Regions from separate parts of the Homo sapiens genome. Here region 1 is linked to region 2. A link is an interaction called in ENCODE POLR2A ChIA-PET data of the cell type or tissue named here. Cell type or tissue: Panc1. All regions are shown on one strand.

Region 1 (2,500 bases), 150 kb after region 2:
CAGATCTTTACTACTCACTCGATAAAATGGGGAACTTGTGGCAGCAGTGGCATGCCAACTGTGTTAACGGGGTTTGAATCCTGCCTCTGCTGTTTACTAGCTGTGTGACTTTGAGCAAATCACTTGAGGCTCAATTTCCCCATCTCCAAAATAGGGATAGTTAATTGATTCAGTGACATGTGGATCAAATGAGAGATCACATGTCAAAGGCTTTGATCTTGTGAACTTACCATGATTGCTGCCTTGGAATCCTCTTCTGGGTGCCCTGAAAGGCTCACCAAGGACATCGTAACTCAAGTCACCCATTCAGTTCGTTTTCTTTTACATGTCTTCATTGGAATAATTTATGGGAAAAAGAAAAGAGTGAAACAAGGAAGAAAGACAGTGACTAACCAGATGGGAAAGACAAACCTGCCAGGTGTTATCACTGGCCATTGTCAAATGGAACATTGAGTTTCCTAGAACTGCATCCTCAGAAGTATGTTTTTTAAATGGATTTAAGGCCAGGTGCAGTGGCTCACACCTGTAATCTCAGCATTTTGGGAGGCCAAGGCAGGTGGATCGCTTGAGCTCAGGAGTTTGCGACCAGCCTGGGCAACATGACAGAACTCGGTCTCTACAAAAAATACAAAAATTAGCTGGGCATGGTGGCATGCACCTATAGTCCCAGCTGCTTGAGGGGCTAAGATGGGAGGATCGCTTGAGCTTGGGAGGTCAAGGCTGCAGGGAGCTGTGTTTGCACCACTGCACTCCAGCCTGGGTGACAGAGTGAGACTCTGTCCCTGCTTCCACAAAAAAAAAAAAAAAAAAGGATTTCAAATTATGGTAGAAAAGGCATATCGCATAGATCTAAGGAACTTGGAATAGAACACCTAATCTGGAGGAAGGGCCCAATAGGGGAAATCATGTAAATCCTCTTCTCAGAGGAGCTCTGTTTTTTGCCTTTTAAAATTGTGGTAAAATATATATAACACAAAATTTACCATTTTAACCATTTTTAAGTGTACAGTTTAGTGGCATTAAGTACATTCACATTGTTGTACAACCATTACCACTATCAATTTCAGAACTTTTTATCATCCCAAGAAGAAACTCTGTACCCATTAAGCAATAAGTCCAAAAGAGCTCTTGTTTTAAAGGGAAAGTTATTTCAGAGCTGAAAGGACCCTAGAGACTTCTAATCCAACCCCTCATTTGAATATGAGAAATTGAGACTCAGAAAGGTTGAGTTTTCTAAATCACCTAGCAAATTACAAATTCAGGACTGAAATGCAGGTGTTCTCCCCAGTCTAGTTCTCTTTCTCCCATACTCAGGAGTTATACTCTCCGACAATTTGCAAACTGGTGCATCTGATATTCCTTGAAACAATCACTTAGCATTTCTCCATATTTTTATGCTGCAGTGAGTAGATAATTTTTCACTAGAATTGGGGTAGTAGATGCTAGTCTATAAAAATCCTTTCAACTCCCTTGAGACCCTGGCACTTTTACATTATATTATTTGCATAACATTTTAATGACTTTATTTTTATTTTTTATTTTTTTGAGACAGGGTCTTATTGTGTCACCCAGGCTGGAGTGCAGTGGCATGATCTCGGTTCACTGCAGCCTTGACCTCCCTGGCTCAAGCAATTCTCCTGCCTCAGGCTTTTAGTAGCTGGGACCACAGGTGTGTACCACCACATACCTGGCTAATTTTTTTGTAGATAGGGGGTTTTGCCACGTTGCCCAGGCTGGTCTGAAAGTCCTGGGCTCAAGTGATCTGCCTGCCATGGCCTCCCCTAAAGTACTGGGATTACAGGTATGAGCCACGGTGCCTAGCCTGACTTTATTTTTAAGAGGGTTTTCTCTGTAATAATAACTATTACCATTTGTTGAGTATCAATGCTGTGTATTATACTAGGTATTTTACATTTGTGATCTTATTTTAAAAGCCTTAGAGCAACCCCAGCAAATGGGTAATTTTTATTCTTATCTAACAGGTGAAGAAATAGGCTCAGGGGGTCTAAGTTACTTGCCTACATTAATGGAGCCTTATAAGTGATAGAGCTGAATTCAAAGCCAGACCTGTTTCACTCCAAAGCCCCATCACTTTCCTGTGTGCCATGCTGCCCTCTTCTCTAGAGGGAGGAAAACAATCTTGGATTATTTTATTCTATCCTTAGGTAATGTCTTTCCCATGCCCATCTTCACCTGATAAAATCCCACCCATCCTTCAGAATTCACCTCAACCCCAACCTCTTTCATAATAATAGTACTAGCTAACATTCATTAAGTCTTTATTGTATCCAAGGCACTATTATAAGTGCTTTACATACATTATCTCATTTAATCCTTACAGCATCCTTATGAGGTAGATACTGTTATTACACTCATTTTACAGATGAGGAAACAGGCACAAGGAGAATGTGTATTTGCCTTTTCAGCATTCCCCACCAGCAGGCCTCTTGAGTACTCGGCAGATCCTTATGGCCCTTCTCTGCCCCATCTCAGTTATGTG
Region 2 (2,500 bases):
TACATGCATGAATTCTTTTTATTAGTAAAGTTTCATCATGCAGTTAAGAGGAACGAATCTTCTGAAGAATAAAAGGTCGGCCCTTTTTTTAGCAAAAAAATTAAATTTAAAATAAATTTAAGGTTTTATTTTTGATATAAAGCATATCATGAAATTAACTTTTAAAATTTTTTCACCAAAACCAGAATTGTTACTCTTAAATTAACAGAAGGTCTATGTCAATATTTGACAATCTGAGTGCATCCCATCTCTTTAAGAAATCAGCAGTTCTTTCTACTTAATTTCTACCCGAAGTCATAATCTTTTACTTAGTGTCAGTCAATTCCATCGCAACCAGCTGCTATGTCCCTTATGGAGCATTAAGACAATTTCAGGGGAAATAAACAGGAGAAACAGGTAAGTTATTAAAATCAAAGATGTTGTTTTCATGTAAATGTCTCACAGAAAAACAAAAACTAGATCAAAGTCTACACTGTTACACTCCAAACTTCAAGAAGGTGGCATAGTAACACGTGGCTGTGTTTCTAAGAGCTGAATACTGGCACAGCTAACACACATACCACAATATGCTGATAAATACACATATAAAAGAAAGAAACTAAAACAAGGAGCAAAGCAAAAAAATGTATAAACTAACTTTTTAATGGTGAAAGGAGCCACCACATAAAATCAGTCTTAATTTTTTTTTTTTTTTGAGACGGAGTCTCGCTCTGTTGCGCAGGCTGGAGTGCAGTGGCGTGATCTCGGCTGACTGCAACCTCCACCTCCCGGGTTCACACCATTCTCCTGCCTCAGCCTCCCCAGTAGCTGGGACTACAGGCACCCGCCACCATGCCCAGCTAATGTTCTGTATTTTTAGTACAGACAGGGTTTCACCATGTTAGCCAGGATGGTCTCGATCTCCTGACCTCGTGATCCGCCCGCCTCGGCCTTCCAAAGTGCTGGGATTACAGGCATGAGCCACCATGCCCACCCATTCTTGGGTAATTTTTAAAAATAGCAAACTGAGTATTTTTTAAAGGAGAGAAGCACAAATAAGAAAATACAGTAATGAATTCACTTGTTGCTAAGGGGCAAAGTACAAAGGCAGGGGGACTAATATTCCTGTCATTGCTATAATCAGTTCTTGATATTTCCTAAATTGGTTGTATTGTTAAAAACTGATATCAAAAAATTGGGGTTATGCTTTCTTTGCTCCTCGACATGAGAAATATAAAATCACTTAAAATGGCATTACTAACTGCAATTTAAAATTACTAACTGCAATTTAAAATATTTAGATCCATTAATGATGGCTAATTTTATTAATGTTTAGAACACAAAAGAACAAAACAATGTTTGTTACTCAGAGTGCTTACAATTTCAATTTTATACTTTCATTTTCAAATGATTAAGACATTTACTTAACATGGAGAAAGAAGCTGTTTCTTTCTCTTTTCTCCAAACCTAGACAGGAATGGAACCAATAAGTTGGGAAAATGAATTTCACATTTCAGTGTTTCAGTAGCTAGTGGGCTTTGGTTTTTGTTTTATTCTCTGTGCTGCCTAAAACAAGTTGATAGCTCAATTTACTTATCAGATTTTTTTTTAACATTTTATGTCTAATCAAACACTTTCTTCAAGGCTGCATATGGACTTTATTATCACATCTGTGCCATATTAGAGCTAGGGAGAGAATAGTAAAGACTGTCTCATTCTAATTCTTATTACCAATATCATAATGTAGAGTTTAATTTAAAAAATGTAAATGTCTACACTAAATATAGCTTTCTTCCCTCATGTTTTCTATTTGATTTTCAAATGCTTAACAAGTTTATTCTTTTCCAAATTAAAATGAAATTATTCAAACTGTGCACATGGCTAAAGGTTTCTGGAGAGCAGCTAATATAATTCACTCATTTTACAGATGAGGAAACTGAGGCCCAGGAAAAAAGAAGCCACTTGCCTAATAGGAGCAGAGCCTAAAACTGGATTCAATTCGCCAACATTCTTTCCTACTACACCGTGATGTTACAATACTTAGCACCTGAGCTGGATCACACTTGAGTCTCTAATAATCACAAGCCAAAACTAGTCTATAGACCTAAAGGATCCTCTGCCCTTTTAGGAACACCAAAAATAATAGCCAGAATAGGGGCACAATTATATACGGATCTGCAGCACAATTAACCCATCAGAAAACTGTCTATGACATTCAGGTATTTATATGTCAAAGATGAGTCACAGTGATCTTGAGGTTTTTTTGTTGTTGTTTTTTTGTTTTTTGCCAGACTTCCTAGAAAAACCTGCAGTGGGCTCCCTTCTTTGTCCTTCACTAAATTATTATGTTGTAGACTCCGATATGCACAAAGAAAATCAAGAGCAGCTTTCCCCTCCTCCTGGTCGATGCCAGCCTGTCTCATTCACACTGTTGGCAGCCACCTGGTGGAGCTGTAATACATCATTTTTTAAGAGACAAACACTAGGTGTTTACTTGCCAGGTCTGTTACTACAAACTCCA

What was found. ChIA-PET counts read pairs that join two places held together with the same protein. Peaks named below come from ENCODE experiments on the same cell type or tissue, not always from the same donor. Only the 100,000 strongest peaks of a DNase experiment are listed, where the experiment ranks them.
Region 1: POLR2A ChIA-PET joins it to region 2 with 10 read pairs; 2 of 35 experiments call an interaction of 5 or more read pairs at or near these places.

Annotation. Positions count from the first base shown.
Region 1 is chr15:67,391,994-67,394,493 of GRCh38, forward strand. The region is part of intron 12 of IQCH (IQ motif containing H); the gene reads left to right. Among named protein-coding and RNA genes, the nearest start is that of C15orf61, 130 kb to the right of the region's middle. In Panc1, no CTCF peak of the experiment used is centred here; no DNase peak of the experiment used is centred here.
Region 2 is chr15:67,238,020-67,240,519 of GRCh38, forward strand. All of the region lies in intron 1 of AAGAB (alpha and gamma adaptin binding protein), which reads right to left. Among named protein-coding and RNA genes, the nearest start is that of AAGAB, 15 kb to the right of the region's middle. In Panc1, a CTCF peak has its summit at 2,405; no DNase peak of the experiment used is centred here; H3K27ac peaks cover 408 bases.